Regions from separate parts of the Homo sapiens genome. Here region 1 is linked to region 2. Evidence: chromatin loops called from intact Hi-C (ENCODE). Cell type or tissue: PC-3. All regions are shown on one strand. Each heading gives the region's core, and the rest is flanking DNA. Links, peaks and the distances in the headings are about the cores only. Region 1 overlaps DCUN1D1 (defective in cullin neddylation 1 domain containing 1). Region 2 overlaps ATP11B (ATPase phospholipid transporting 11B (putative)).

Region 1 (8,465 bases), core at 368-8,367, 60 kb before region 2:
CAGAGGATTCTAATACTTCCTGATTTAGGATTTGAGAAAATATCAAATATTAGAATTAGATTTTATTTTTCAAGGATCATTTATTCTGTCTGTGAAACAAATATAGTATGTTAGAACTTAACCGTGGAATTTTAAAAATCTCATTTAATTTTTCATTTTTTGTGTGTTGGTTTTTTTTTTTGGCCTCAGTAATCTTTTGTTAATTTAAGATTACTTTAGAAAACAATGTTAAAGGAAAGTAAATTTAAATTAGCTACTTGGATTTCTTGTTAGAAGTTCAAGAAACAAGTTTGAGAGAATCAATTGCGATATGATGACTAATCCAGGTATTTTAAGATGGTTATTTTTTATTTATCATAATCAGAAATTAGCAAAAATAACTTTTGTTTTTTGTTTTTTTGAGACAGGGTCTCACTCTGTGTTGCGCAGGCTGGAGTGCAGTGGTGCAATCTCGGCTCACTGCAACCTCTGCCTCCTGGATTCAAACGATTCTCCTGCCTCAGCCTCCTGAGTAGCTGGGATTACAGACATGTGCCACCATGCCCGGCTAATTTTTGTATTTTTAGTAGAGACAGGGTTTCAGCATGTTGGCCAGGCTGGTCTCGAACTCCTGACCTCAAGTGATCCGCCCCTCTCAGCCTCCCAAAGGAGTGCACCTCCTAAAAGGCCGGGCGCGGCTGGCCTTTTGACTTGTAATTTTGACTAGTAATTCTGAGGGGTGGAGAGAAAATCTTTTAAATTTTCATTAGTTGCCTACTTTTTAAAAACCTGTTAAGAAAAGTATACAAAAGTCTACAAAATCTATTTGAATCTTACAGATATACTTCTGAATTTTTTTTTTTTTTTGAGCCGGAGTTTCGCACTTGTCACCCAGGCTGGAGTGCAATGGCACAATTTCAGCTCACTGCAGCCTCTGTCTCCGGGGTTCAGGTGATTCTCCTGCCTCAGCCTCCTGAGTAGCTGGGGTTACAGGCGCACGCCACCATGCCCAGCTAATTTTTGTATTTTTAGTAGAGACGGGGTTTCACCATGTTGGCCAGGGTGGTCTCAATCTCTTGACCTCATGATCCGCCCGCCTTGGCCTCCCAAAGTGCTGGGATTATAGGCGTGAGCCACTGCGCCCGGCCACTTCTGAATTTTTGAAAGGTAGATTGCCATAATGTATCATTGTGCACAATAATTACGTAGTATGTATATCATTCCTACTGGACTTAGTAGTACAGTAATACCCTCTTGTCTGTGATTTCACTTTGCTCGATTTCAGTTACCCGCAATCAACTGGTGATCTGAAAATATTAATGAAAAGTTCCAGAAATAAACAGTTCATAAGTTTTAAATTGTGCGTTGTTCTGAGTTAGCATGATGAAATCTCACTGTTGCAGCCGTTGGTCATCCCTTTGTCCATCTTATTCATGCTGTATTCACTGCCCACTGTTAGTCACTTAGTAGCTCTCTTAGTTATCAGGTCAAAAAAACATAGTGTATATGTGTATATATAGGGTTCTATACTATCTGTGTTTTCAGGCATCCACTGAAGTCTTGGAACGTTCCTCCCTCCCCCATGTGGATAAGAGGGGACTAAAGTAATACAGAGCCCCCCCCTTTTTTTTTGAGACGGAGTTTCGCTCTTCTTGCCCAGATTGGAGCGCAATGGTGTGATCTCCGCTCACCACAACCTCCGCCTCCCGGGTTCAAGCAATTTTCCTGCCTCAGCCTCCTGAGTAGCTGGGATTACAGGCATGTGCCACCATGCCCGGCTAATTTTGTATTCTTAGTCGAGATGGGGTTTCTCCATGTTGATCAGGCTGGTCTCGGACTCCCAACCTCAGGTGATCCGCCCCCCTCTTGGCCTCCCAGAGTGCTGGGATTACAGGTGTGAGCCACTGCGCCCAGCCTCTTTTTTTTGTTGTTGTTAAGACTGGGTGTTGCACTGTTGTTTAGGCTGGAGTTAGTGATGTGATCATGGCTCATTGCAGCCTCAACTTTCTGGACTCAAGTGACCCTCCTGCCTCAGTCTCCTAAGTAGCTGGAACTACAGCTGTGCGCCACCAGATCTTGCTGTGTTGCCCAGGCTCGTCTTGAACTCTGGGCTCAAGCAGTCCTCCTCCCTCGACCTCCCAAAGTGCTGGGATTACAGGCGTGAGCTGCCTTGCTCAGCCTCAGCACCTCTTAAAAAGGAGTTAATTTCAAGAGTTATTCAAAGTGCAGGAAATTTAAGAATGAATGAATAATCGTTATCCATAAGCAATTATTTTAAACTTCAAATTATAAGAGTACTATGAGGGTTTTGTTCGTTTTGCTTAGTATTTGAAATTGTACATATTTCCATATATTTTCTGGCCATAACCTGTACAAGTATTTGTATTTTCTCTGAGTTTCAAGCCTTCTCTTTGGAAAAGGGAACCCTGACTTAGAGTGCCCTGTGATTTTTTTTTTCAACCTGTGTACATTTAAAACTATAGATTATAGCCATCTGTTTTTAAAATAGACTGACAGGACTATAAATACATTTTTCTTTCTGTTGTATTGCTTGTCTTAAAAATAACTTATACCCTTCCTTTTCTCCTTCTTACCCCCAACCAAAAAAAAAAAAAAAAAAAAAACCCTAAATAGAAGCTCCATCCCCAAATTATCTTTTTAGTTAGGTTGTGAGAGAATGCTTAATGGGGAATTTTTAGTTGGAATGCAAATCGTTCACATTTGACTACTTTTCCATTAAAATAGGTGAAGAAATATTGCTCACAGTTTTCCTCCCTTCAACAGTCAGTGGTTGCACTTTTGCCCTTTTTGTTTTTCTTTTCACTTGAAGACAGTATGTAGTAAATGGCGAGACTGCATGCCTTGAAACCAGGCACCAGGGTTTCATTCTGGCTCTGCTACTTTTTGAATAAGTAAATAAATGATGCTGAAAGTTTGGTTCCTCATTGGTAAAATGGAACCATCTTGCAGGATTAATAAGTACCTAGCACAGTGCCTGGCACACAGTAGAAGCTCAAATGTTAGTTGCTAGTTTTATTATAGCTGTTGTTTACCATTTAAATTTTTTTTTCTGGAGTTTTTTTTTTGTTTTTTTTTTTAAGATAGGGTCGCATGCCTTCTCTTGTCCAGGCTGGAGTGCAGTGGTGCCATCATAGCTCACTGCAGCCTCTATCTCCCGGGCTCAAGTGATCCTCCCACCGCAGCCTCCCAAGTAGCTAGGACTCCAGGAATGCACCACCATGCCCGGCTACTTTTTTGTTGTTGCTAATTTTAATACAGATGAGGTCTTCCTGTGCTGCCCAGGCTGGTCTTGAACTCCTGAGCTCAAGTGTTCCTCTTGCCTTGGCCTCCCAAAGTGCTGGGAGTACAAGCCATGAGCCCACCACACCTGTCCATCTTTCTTCCTCTGTGGACTTCTGTGGAGTCCTTACCATGTGCTAGTTACAGTTCTAAGAGTTTAACCTGAATTGATTCGTGTAACCTCAACACTCTGTTTACAGATGAAGAAATTGAAGCACAGAAAGATTAATTTTCCCAAAGTCATACAGCCATTAAGTGGCACCAGTAGAGTTAAAATCTTGACAGTCTGGTTTGAAAGTCTGCACTCTTCACTAGTGAATCATATTATATTGCCTCTGTACAGGTAGAAGGAAAGAGATAGAGCTACTCCTACCTAGATTCCTATTCTGACTTTCCTGGAGTAGAACTTTGTTTCTAGGTGAAAGTCTGCTCTGGGAGTTGTAGGTAGGCTCATTGGCTGAATTGATTTTTCCTGCACTTTTGACTTCGGACCTGTAGTCTATTGGAGGGCCTTTTGTGAGTGAGTGATTTTGGATATTGGTAACGTTTTGCTATGTCTGCTGAATACCGTGTATTATGTATGGAAAGTATGATCTTCTAAAGTTAAAACTAGCTCTTCTAAATTTCAGATGAAGTTAAACTGTCAATATGATAATTACATAACAACATACAGAGCTTTTAGTGAGAATTATAGGTGATCGTAAAAGTGTTTTGATTTTGAAAGCATTGACTTTTGTGAGCTAGATTCATCAAATCCTGAGATAACAAGAATTGAGTTAGAAAATTAATTCCTTTAAAAATATAAAGGCCTAAGTGTCTGTTTCTGAAGTTCAGGCTGAAATATAAACTTAAGGATGAGAAGGTGAAAATTCAAGATAATGGAAATAATAAAATGGATCTTATTTTTTTGCTGTTAAAAAATCACTTATTAAAATTACTTCTATTTTGCAATTGTTAGGACTTAGTTGACTAGAAAGTCATTTTCCATGTTTATTTTTCCTTGGGGAAATACTTTTAATGGGAAGGCTTTTTAAACTTTATTATTTTTTCTTCAGATAAACTATTATTTAAAATGTGATTCTTAAATTTCTTTTCTTTTCTTTTTTTTGGGGGGTTAAGATTTCGCTCTGTCACCCAGGCTGTAGTGCAGCGGCGCTATCATAGCTCACTGCAGCCTTGAACTCTTGGGCTCAAGTGATCCTCATCTTCCCACCTCAGCCTCCCATGTAGCTAGGACTATAGGTGTGCGCTACAACAACCAGCTAATTAAAAAAAATTTTTGTAGCGACAGTCTCATTGTGTTACCCAGGCCAGACTAGTCTTGAACTCCTGGCCTCAAATAGTCCCACTGCCTCCGCCTCCCAAAGTGCTGGATTACAGGCGTGAGTTACTGCACCTGGCTGATTCTCTTAATTCTTGAATTTCTTGAGTGAAAAAAATAATGCAAATATGCTAGATTTAAGAATAAAACAATATGTGTTGATAACTTGGCATGTTATATTTTGGAAAGATGAACAAATAAATTCATTTTACTGTTCAGATTATGACAGTATTTCTAATTTTGGTAATCTTTGATACCGTTGTAATTAGCTTTCTGTTACAAGAGATAGCATTTCTCCTCCCCCCTGCTTTTTTTGCTGGGGTTAAAAAGCAAAATATATTCTGTTTTATGCATTTTACAGCCTTACAACTATTGCATTTCTTTGAAAACTTGATAATACCTAGGTAGTTTTAACATTGGAATACTGAAGATTATATTGCCTGATCTTATTTAATTATTACTCTAGTTTATTCCCTTTAAATAAGTATTTAAATAAATGGCATATATTACATTTGAGTGCTGAATCATTGTAGCTGTCACATGGTTTTGCTCTTGGGAAGTTCCCCACTGGGTTTGTAGTAGAAACAGAGAAAAAATCCATCTGTTTTTTCTTCCACCTCAATTTTCTATCCACCCTCTCATCCCCTATAAAATCATTCTTCTCTGGTTAGTCACCTTTTTCTCTTCCTTGTGTTGATAAAAATTTAAATCTTTAGTGCCATACTGTCAAAATCAGAACACTGCCTGGTACACCTTTGTGGCTTAGGAAAAGGGGATGGGAGTGTTACAGCTCCCCTAAATTGGTCAGGTATACTCCAGCTTTATTCTAGGATAGCCTTTGAGACTACAGAATTGAATTCCCTTAGTAGGGAATCAAATGTTACAATGTATTCTAGGAACAGAGAGCTGACAGAGAAGTGGTAAGAGTGCATTGTAAGTGTAAGAAGTGGAGGGTACTTATCAGACTTTATAGGAATGGGATTGTCAATATCACTTGGCTTAGCTGGAGTCCGTACTGTCAGTTCTTGGCCTGGTAGAACTCAGTAGCCTTTATGGTGTTGGAAGTGGGTAGGTACACCCTGTTTCTTCAAATATGTTGATATTGCCCTATATAGTGGAAATTTATACCAAACCAGTTAAAATAGTTTACATTTGGCCTGGCGCGGTGGCTCATGCCTGTAATCCCAGAACTTTGGGAGGCTGAGGCGGTTGGATCACCTGAGGTCAGGAGTTCAAGACCAGCCTAGGCAACATGGCAAAACCCCATCTCTACTAAAAATACAAAAATCAGCTGGGCGCAGCAGTGCGTGCCTGTAATCCCAGCTACTCGGGAGGCTGAGGCAGGAGAATCGCTTGAGCCTGGGAGATGGAGGTTGCAGTGAGCTGAGATGGTGCCACTGCATTTCTGCCTGGCAACAGAGCGAGACTCCGTCTCAAAAAAAAAAAAAGTTTACATTTATATATATATATCATTTATTACATAAACATTTTTCAAATAAGATATGACATGGAATTAATTCATTTGTATAATTTTGTTTTTAGTTGGTGTGGGTAAGACAGTTTTTTATCTTTGTTTCCCTGGTCTTCTATTATCTTACTTTTTGATAGGAATAGTATAGTAGAATGAATAGTTCTTTTTGGCTTGTAGAAATGACTTAAGCTATGATTTTTCCTTCCTCCCTTCAACAAAGGTGATTGACCCTGCAGGGAACAGAGCACTGGATTTAAAACTATATGATAAAACCCCAGACAAATCTGATTGTTTTGCCACTTCCAACTTTTAGGAGGATGGGGGAAAAGTTATGCCAATATGTTATATCAGGTTTAATTAAAAAGTAATTTCCAGGCCAGGCACAGTGGCTCACTCCTGTAGTCCCAGCACTTTGGGAGGCTGAGGCAGGTAGATTGCTTGAGCCCGGGCGTTTGAGACCAGCCTGGGCAACATAGCGAGACCCTGTCTCTAAAAAAACAAAAAAACCTACGTAATTTCCAGGATATGGTCTGTGGTTGGTGTACTTGCAGGTTAATCTCCAACACTTCCTGCACCATTGTGCAGTGGTCACTGACAGTCACAGTGATCCTTTGGTACTTTACTTTGTTCCTCAGAGGAGGATTAAAACATGTTAGGGTACTCTGTCACTCAAGGGAGAAAGGTATACTGAGTTTTAAAATAAATTTCAGTAACAAAAGTTGGAATCAAAATGGTTTCCTTGTTAACTTTCATTTAAGCAAAATTAGGACAGTTCTCTTCCTTGGCATTTGATTTCATTGTGAGTTTGTTGTCATTGAACAGTAAATCTCAAGGAGGAGATAGTTTTCAAAAGGGAAGAATCCTAGACACTTGAGGGATGTGTTTTGCAATGGGATATGACTTATCTGATGTGCAGATGTTGTAGAGTTACTAGTGAAGTAGCAGAAGAGTAGTGAATTTATAGTTTCTTAATTTTAGTGGAGTACAGAGGTTGAGATTTTAATCTGTAATCCTAACAGTAACATATTTACAAAGAGAGGAGTGTGGCTGACATCAGATTCTAGAGCATAGATATTTTTCATATTGCAAGAAAAAGGGAAATAGGGCTAGTTTTCATATTTGATTTTGCATAGTCTTGTTTTTACTGTGATCGGTAGAAGTATGTTGTAAAATCTCAAAAGCTATGTAAATATGTACAGCAAGCAGTATGATTTATGGAAAGATTACTCAGATTCATGAGACCTCTTTGTTCTTGTCTCATTTCTACTAATAACAACCTGAGTGATTTTTTTGAACAAATGCCTTAACCTTCTGGTTAAGGTTCTCTGATCTGTCTAATCTGGAAGTTGATGTTTACGATCTGTCTGTTTGGGCCAGATGAGGGAATCTGGGGCTCTCAAATGTGTTGCTTAAACCACAGAAAATATATATATATATATATATATATATATATAGTTTTTTTGTTTGTTTGTTTGGAGGTGAAGCCTCGCTCTTGTCCCCCAGGCTGGAGTGTGATGATGTGATCTTGGCTCACTGCAACCTCTGCCTCCCGGGTTCAAGCAGTTCTTCTGCCTCAGCCTCCCGAGTAGCTGGGATTACAGGCACCTGCCACCATGCCTGGCTAATTTTTGTATTTTTAGTAGAGACGGGGTTTCACCATGTTGGGCAGGCTGGTCTTGAACTCCTGACTTCAGGTGATCCTCCCGCCTGGGCCTCCCAAGGTGCTGGGATTACAGGCGTGAGCCACTGTGCCCAGCCAACCACAGAATATTGTGTCTATTCATGAGTACCTCAAGTTTTCCCTCTTCATTTACAATAGTAGCTTAGGAAGAACCCAAGTATTTTGCTAGAAGATGGTATTGGAGCTTGGGAGGAGGAAGAGTAACAGTGGTGAGGCTGCAGTTGCTAGGAGGCCGGCTTGGGTGAGAGGGAAGGGAGAACATGGTCTTTGATACTGGGAGAGAGTATCCTGCCTTCTTTTCCTGTGGGTTTAGGTCAGATGAGAAATGAATCCTTGACAATGTGCAGCAAGTGAGAAGAGGTGATTATCTCTTCACCTCTTCCCCTCTCTGAGAAGAAGTAGAAGGGCTGTTTGGAGAGACCAAGGGTCTCTGCTAGGCTCTGGCTAAGGGAATGAAGTGATTCTTTCAGGGGAAAAAGAAAAAAAAATTATTTTGATAGGATATGAGGAAATTTTGTTGATAATTTTCTTGGTTCCTGGATACAACTAGGAGAAATGTCGAATACTCCTATTTTATTGCTTTCTCCTATTTGGTAAAAACAGCAAGAAAACAAGGTAGGTGGTGTTGGGGAGGGAGGATCCCCCCTCTTCCCACGCCATATCCTTTATAGTGGGTATTAGGACTGCAGTAAACACCTGTTAATCTCATGGTT
Region 2 (8,465 bases), core at 163-8,162:
TGTTCCAGATAGGATACTCATCTGCAGCAAAGGCTACTTAGAGAGATTTCACACCTGCTGATGTGGGTTGGACTACATCTTCCTATAACTCGTTCCAGCATTCTTCCAACAGATGCACACGCTGCTTCTCCTTCCGGGAAACAGCACATGGAGTCCAAGCACTTGATACCTGCATTTGTTTCAGTAAGCTGCGGGAGGTGAAGCAGAAAACATCAGTTGTTTAAAGATATGGACTTCTGAAAAGCATTAGAACATTACAACAAGCACTTTCAAATCAAAGGTAACATATATAAACCTACATGTTTTTCTATAATATGGGAAACATATGAAAGGCTTTAATTTACTAGAGTATAACCATCCAAAATTATTTTAAAGCCTTGTATCCTAAATTAGAGGTCTAGTAAAATAATTATATAAATTAAGAAGCTGGATATTATGTAAATCTACTTTTAATGTTTCATTTTAATCATTTATTATGGTCAAAATGATTTCCATCAACCACTCAGGAATGTAATGAATTCCAATTCTGCATGGAGTTTTTCTTTAGGTGAAATGCTCCTGCAATTTCAATTAAAAATGTCTAGCCTGCAATTTCAATGAACAATGTCCAACAATTGAGATAAGTGGAGTATGAATTATCTTTAAGACTGGGAAATAACAATCAGGCAGGACCTCACCCCAATGTTCAGTAACAACAACAATGGCAGCAAACACTTTACGTATGCTTTACTATGTGCCAGGTTCTAAGCACTCTACATAGATCCACTCCATACTTATCTTTGAAAAAAGCATCATTTATCATAAATTGCTAAAAACTTTTAAGTGGCAATCATCCCATCATCAGCTCATCCTGCTTTGTAACAGTTAGCTGACAGTTTAATAAATTAAAATTTATTAAACAAGTGAATAAGTAGTACTATCAAGATTTGAAACTGAATTACTTTCTGAAAGTATGCAAGATTTATGTTGATTCAGGCATAAATAGCCCAGCAAGATAATTTTATTCCACACGACTAACAATTTTAACTGAGTAAAAATGAGGGGGAAAGATGGTATGACCACGTAGCTCGATGAATCCCAACCCTGGTTTTGTTTGTCAAAGATGCTCCGAAATTTTTCAAGGGCTGTTGTTTTAAAAAAAAAACACCTTATTTCAATTCACCTTCTTTTACATATATAACATCCTACGTAACACATCTTTTGAGGATAGAGAAGGAGAATAAATACAGGGCTGCACTTCCACGAAGGTTGGGAATCACCATGTGCTGGGTGCAGGCAACAGAGGATGTTTGTGGAGATGCTCACAATGAACAGAAGAGACGGACGTGATGGAACAGAAACCTGGCATTCTGAATGTAAACAACTGCTGATGTCCTGCAAGATCCATGCTCAGAAGATTCAACACCACACAGTGTGAAACAACATGGTTCTTATCTGGCAACTGCCTGATGACAGTGTCCTAGGATCAGCTAAGCACTGAGAAAGAGCCAAACTTGACTTGTTCTTTCGTTACAATACTCTTGGTTTAGAATTGTTTAGGGCACAGTTTCTTAAACTGTGTTTTGTAAGATATTTACAGACATTTCATGAAAAAAAAAAAGGGGGTCAGTGTTCAATTAAATTTGGGAAACACTAATTTAACAAAGTTCTAAACAGACTTTTAAAGTAGAGGACTGTGAAGTCAGGATACATGGTCATCTCCATGGGGGAAGCCTGAGATATCATAATTCTCCACTCATTTTCTTAGTGGGAGAAACCATACACCCCCACCCACCAACCAGCAAATATTAAGCAACACCAGGAGGATCATTCATATTCAGAGGAACAGTTTAGGAAATGCTGGTTTAGGTAACAGGATTTCATCAGTTTTCCAGTATTCTCTTTGGGTCCCTGGACTCCAGTTTTCCCAATCTCAAATTTACCCCTTGTAGCAACCCAGACTCCAGGGCTCCTACATGCTCAAAGGATAAAGCCCCACACCGCATGAAGCCTTGAAGGCCCTTTACAGCCTGACCCCAGGCTGCCTTTCCTGCTCTGCTTCCCAATGCTCTGGTGCAGTCTCCACTCCAGCCAACCAATGTTCCCTGCCTGTGGGCAACGTGTCGGGGCCTGCCATCAATCAGGGTCAGAATGCTGACCCCTACATCAGCGTTCAGCTTAAATCCTACCGTCTCCATTAACTTCCCTCACCTCTCCAACTATGAGTCATCTCTTTCTCTGATTCTATTTCACTGCTTATTTGTATCACTTAATTGGCACAAGCACTTAAACTTCTATTTATTGAGCAAGGTACTGTGCCACTTTCCACAGGGGATAGTAACCCTGTGCTCAATCCGGTGAGCTAAAGGTAAGGAAGAAGGTGGGAGAGAGGACAAGTCAGGAAGACATACCAACAGCAGTTACATTAGTGGAGTGCTCACCACGTATGCCCCAGTGACTATGTAAGATGCTTCTCATGGATTGTCTCACTGAAAACTTAAACAGCCCTTAGGAATAGGCATCATGATCATCCCCAGTTTACAGATGAGGAAACCGTTAAGAATTTGTTCAAGGTCACCCACTTAATCTGGGGCTTGAATCTTGGTTTCTTTGCTTGCAGAGCCCAAACCCCTTTACCATAGCACTTCCTGCCTTATGATTATAAGAGGCAGACTACTCAGAAAACAGGAGGGAAAGCTCAAACCCAGCTGCTGTTAGTGGTACTGGTGGGAGGGCATGAAGATTTGATGAAAAAGGTGGCATTTAAAATACATCTTAAAGGACTTAGCGGGGGGGGGCATTTCAATAGCAGGAGATGGGGGGGAAAAGATATTCCAGGCTGAAGGAGGAGAAAGAGTGGCTATGTGTGGGCAGCAGTGTGGTGTGTATTCCGCAGAAGCTTAGCCTAAGTGTAAGGGAGTGGTACTGTCCCCTTGCAAAAAGACCAGTTGTGACTCACAGTGTGGTCCATAGATCAATGCTGATCCATAAACACTATTACTGGCCCATGAAGAAATAAGCATTTCTAATCTGTGAGAATAAGAGCTTAGAAATTTTTACAGCAGTTGGACAAAGTATGTTTATAACTGTTAAATTCAATAATTTAAAAATTGGGGCTTATTTTATATATCTTTTAGATTTAATTTTCCTATAATTCATTTTTATTGTATTTGTAAAAGCACTGGCTCAAGATAAACTGGAAATTAAAACAAAACAAGAAAATAACAAACTGGTCCTTCACCACATTTACTTGGAGAGAACTAAACCAGAAACTCAAAAGAGCAAGGATCTTGTCTGACACTTTAGTTTAACAACATGTGCTTTGCTCAAAGCTGGTGCTCAATCAACTGGGAGAAATTCATCGAGATGACACCCAGAAGGTAGCCAGCGCTTGAGTATCCATATATGTGCAAGACACTGCCTTGGTCTGGATCTGACCCTGGTAATCATCTTGCTTTGCATTCATCACCTTTCACCTTATTTTTATTATTTTTAGAGACAGGGTCTTGCTCTGTCATCCAGGCTGGAGTGCAGTGGCACAATCGATCCTAGCTCACTGCAGTCTCAACCTCCTGGGCTCAAGCAATCCTTCCACCTCAGCCTCCTGGGTAGCTACTACAGGTGTGCGTCATCATGTCAGGCTAATTTTTAATTTTAGTAGAGACAGGGTCTTACTATACGGCCCAGGCTGGTCTCAAACTCCTGGCCTCCAGTGGTCCTCCCACCTCAGCCTCTCAAAGTGCCGGGATTACAGGTGTGAGCTACTGAGCCTGGCCATCCTTTGCTTTAAAACTGAAGGACAGTTATTAAAATATGGACATCCCAACAGAGAAGGTAAACATCTTGAAATGTCAAAAATTTTAAGAAATGACTTCTTCAGATCACTTTTTGAACTAAGTGTATATATATGTGAATATATAGTTTGTATGTATATGTTTCCTTTTTTCTCTAAAGAAAAAAAAGAACTCAGCTGCTTTTTTTTTTTTTTTTTTTTTTCTGGAGGCCGAGTCTCACTCTGTTGCCCAGGCTGGAGGCTGGAGTGCAGTGGTGTGATCTTGGTTCACTGCAACCTCCGCCTCCTGGGTTCAAGCAATTCTCATGACTCAGCCTCCTGAGTAGCTGGGACTACAGGCACACACCACCACGCCCAGCTAATTTTTTGCATTTTAGTAGAGATGAAGTTTCACCATGTTGCCCAGGCTGGTCTCAATCTTCTGAGCTCAGACAATCCGCCCACCTCAGCCTCCCAAAGTGCTAGGATTATAAGCATGAGCCACCGTGGCCAGCCTCAGCTGCTTTTAAAATGCTGAATGTTGGCTGTGTTTCTGTAAAGCTATCTATAGAAAATGCTATACTGTTCTCTAGCAAACCTCCAAGCTCTACTACTTTCCCATATATACATCTTTGATCTCAATATTCAGGAACTGGGAGCTCGGGCCAGAGTACCTGTATAGACATAGTTGCCAGTATAATTGGGTGAGGAGAATGGGAGTGGAGCATTTAGAGCCCATTTCATTCAAAGTAAGGAGAGGAAATCATTACATTTTTGGGGGAAATCATTACATGTTTTGGGAGACCACTTTTAAATAATAGAAAAGAAAAAAAAAGCATAGTAATGGGAGTGAGACCCCACCTAGTGGTACCAAGAGGTAACTTTTAATTTACTAGAAGTTGTGATTGGTAAGCCTCACTTTCCACCACACTTGCTCCCAGGAATGACCACATAATTTAGTGCTAGAAAGGCTGTCAAGCAAAACAACTATGTCTATTCAACATGACTATGCACAGATAATAAAAATGCTCATCTTCACAGAAATTGCCTTTTGAAATAAATTCTGGCTCACTGCTTTTATTTCCATTATTTTCATGTCAATGACAATAAACACTAAGACATTTCTTATTGCTTATACAAAATATTTTCCTGAAACCTTACAACCTTCCTTAAATCTTATAAATTTTAGAAAAATGTCTCACATTTCTAACATTTTTTAGTCACACCTATGACATTCTATCAAATCAAATAAAGGTTTTTGTTTTTTAAAGTTTAGATAATAACTGTCAAACAATTAACCATGCTAGGTCTTTTGCCCTTAAAGGTGTTCTATATACTGGATAATCAAAGTGAGCACCTTGCATGGCCTTCAAGGAGTTATTTGGAAAGAAGGCTTAAACTCTAATTTTAAAAACAAAAATGAAAAAAGAAGAGGTTTGTGTTTAAGGAAATGTTTTTCTTTTTAATGTAAAATCAAGTCATCAAATGTTACTGATTTTCAAATCTGATTAAGAATCATAAAATCTCTAAAACAAGTAATGAGCTTCATCTCATAATTCAGAACTGCAATGGAGATAGCCAGGTAGTGATGAAATCTGGGTAACTGGTATATCTTACTCAAGGCCTGTTTCTCCAAAACATTCTTCAAGCTCATATTCACTCTTCTAAACTCCCTTTCCTCTCTCCTTCCCTCTAAGTAAAATAAACAACTTAGAAAGATTGTTATAAAATACTTCCATACTGTCTTTTAGGGATTTCTTAAGAGAAGGAGATTTCTGTATGTATTACATACCTAAGAATATGGGCCAGGTGCGGTGGCTTACTTCTGTAATCCCAGACCTTTGGGAGGCAAGGAAGGTGAATCACTTGAGGCCAGGAGTTTGAGAACAGCCTGGCCAACAACGCGAAACCCTGTCTCTACTGAATATACAAAAATTAGCTGCGTGTGTAGTCCCAGCCCGTCTGTAGGCTGAGGCAGGAGAACTGCTTGAACCCAGGAGGTGGAGGTCGCATTGAGCCAAGATGGTGCTTCTGCACTCCAGCCTGGGCAGCAGAGTGAGACCCTATGTCTAGCTCAAAAAAAAAAAAAAAAAAAAAAAAAGAAAATAATAATATGAGAATTATATTGATTCGGTAAATTTATTTTAATAATCTGGCTTATTCTTAGTTTGAAAGAGGACTAAGGGCCTTTTGTTTTAATGTATTCTACTGGTTACATAAATAACAACATATGACTAGGAATTTGTAATTTAGGTGAGGAAGAAATTAATACCTGTGAAAAATGATAAAATCCCCAAATTTAATGCAGACGGTAAATTAATGTCACAGGCTGTAAGAGAGAATTCACTTATCATTCCTTGGCAAAAGTCACCATAATAAGGCTCCTGTTATTTAATGGGAACATTCTAAGAACCCAATTCTCAGCTGTACTGTACATTTAATGGACATATTAAAGCAAAGCAGTACCAGATCCACATCATATGAAATATCCACTAGAACTTAAATGTGTGGGGACCTTTTATTACAGAGGACACAATTTTATAGTTTTAGTCAGGTCTTAGGAGATTATCTGCTTTGTAGACTATCCAAGGCATAACATAAATCCTAGGCAGCAGCAAGCTCTTCACATGAGCTTTCTTTGGCGCTCAATCAGAGCCTATTAAAAAAGCCTAAACATCTTTCTATAGCAAGGCACAATGCAACAGAAATATACTGTAAATATAATCATATGAAGCATACCAAAACACACAAAAATTCAGGATTCTTTTGAATATCTTTTCAACTGATGATATTTAATAACAGAGTTGATTAATTTTTCATTTAGGGTAATCCACTAATCTAATTTAAAACTGTATCTTATAGAATAGTCCAGATTCTTCAAATTATTCTACCTGTTCCAGGGTCTGATTTATAGTGTGGTTAAAAGATTTACAATTTTCAAGTGGCTTTGTTACAAAGTTTCATCACTGCTTCTCCCATATGAGACAACAGCACTTTCTTGACTAGTAATTACAATAAATAAAATAGCAATTAGTCCAAATAATACAATTATTAGTGGCAGGAAATTTTATCCTCCATCATTACTACCAATCCAAATATTCTGCATATCCCTATTAGGTCTCGAAATGGTTGTCAGGGTTATTCCTCGAGAGAAGAGAAAATCAAGCTCTCATCAATTCTTCTTTCTTTCTTTTTTTTTTTTTTTGAGACGGAGTCTCACTCTGTCGCTCAGGCTGGAGTGCAGTGGTGCCATCTCAGCTCAATGCAAGCTCCGCCTCCCAGGTTTATGCCATTCTCCTGCCTCAGCCTCCCGAGTAGCTGGGACTGCAGGCATCCGCCACCACACCTAGTTAATTTTTGCTTTTGTATTTTTAGTAGAGACGGGGTTTCACCGTGTCAGCCAGGATGGTCTCGGTCTCCTGACCTCATGATCCACCCGCCTCAGCCTCCCAAAGTGCTGGGATTACAGGCGTGAGCCACCATGCCCGGCCTTCTTCTTCTTCTTCTTTTTTTTTTTTTTAAAACAGATACAACTATGAAAATTTATGAGCCAGGTGTGGGGGTTCACGCCTATATCCCAGCACTTTGGGAGGCTGAGGCAGGTAGATCGCTTGAGCCCAGGAGTTTGAGACCAGTGTGTGCAACACGGCGAGACCCAGTCTCCACAAAAAATACAAAAAACTACCTGGGCATGGTGGGATGCACCTGTAGTTCCAGCTACTGGGGGAGAGGGGTCGAGGGTGGGAGGACCGCTTGAGCCCGGGAGGTCGAGGCTGCAGTGAGCCATGATCGTGCCACTGCACTCTAGCCTGGGAGATGGAATGAGGCCCTGTCTCAAAGAAAAAATTTATGAAAAGAATGGAAAGTTTGTTGAATAGCAGCAGTCAGCAGAAAATTTCTCAGTACTAAGTCTAAGCACCCTACTCTTTGATCATTCAACTTAAGAGGTGACTTAGATAAGTAATTCAGTATCCAACTATATTAAGATGGGTAAATGATACACAACTACAACTTCAAGGGGGAAAATGATTTCAGAGATAACAGAAATAGCATGACATTTTCAAAAGGAGAAGTAAAAAGGAGTATTTTCTTGAATGTAAGACAATAGGTTGTGAGAATATCTTCACAGCTTAGAATGTGAGGTGAAGTCTGATTTATCTTTGGAACTCTAAAGAGAGATTGACAAAATTTTCAGGGATGGACATATGAAAAATGTAAAGACCACAAAAAAGGAAAACAACGAAACTAAAACAACATATGAGGAACAGTGAAGGAATTAGTAAAGAAATGGAAATGTCAGGTCAGGTGTCCCATGACATGCCCCCCAAGCATGAGAACTTAGCGGATGAGTGCCCGGGAAGGTCCAGCGCAGTACTACCTAGTGCACGCAACAACTGTCCTGCTGGCTGCAAGCCTCAGCTAGCAGGTGCCTACTGTCCTCCCCTCTGTGCTGGCTTTCAGCAAATTCATATGCTGAGCTGACTGAACCCTTATCTTCTTCCATCTGGAAGGACAGAAAAGCAACAAGTCTCATATTACAGAATGATACTCTTCACCATATAGAGGTTTAAGATCAAAGCAACAAGTTGGCATTCACAATCTGAGGCACAAAAGAATGTTCAAAGAACAGTACATTTACTGTCACAAAAGAGGGCTAATGGGAACTTCTTAAGGGGAACACAAGCACACAAAATAAAGCCATGATTTTTCAGTG

What was found. Peaks named below come from ENCODE experiments on the same cell type or tissue, not always from the same donor. Only the 100,000 strongest peaks of a DNase experiment are listed, where the experiment ranks them.
Region 1: a loop joins it to region 2, with 2.1 times the contacts of the local background. A loop is called at or near these places in 11 of 110 quality-filtered maps.

Annotation. Positions count from the first base shown.
Region 1 is chr3:182,966,189-182,974,653 of GRCh38, reverse strand. The region is part of intron 1 of DCUN1D1 (defective in cullin neddylation 1 domain containing 1); the gene reads left to right. Among named protein-coding and RNA genes, the nearest start is that of DCUN1D1, 10 kb to the left of the region's middle. In PC-3, for the core only: no CTCF peak of the experiment used is centred there; a DNase peak (open chromatin) is centred at 5,193; H3K4me3 peaks cover 295 bases; H3K27ac peaks cover 1,684 bases.
Region 2 is chr3:182,905,584-182,914,048 of GRCh38, reverse strand. It overlaps ATP11B (ATPase phospholipid transporting 11B (putative)), which reads right to left. Exons shown (of 30, transcript NM_014616.3): 29 at 55-188. Among named protein-coding and RNA genes, the nearest start is that of DCUN1D1, 71 kb to the left of the region's middle. RefSeq lists a silencer at 1-7. In PC-3, for the core only: a CTCF peak has its summit at 4,598; no DNase peak of the experiment used is centred there.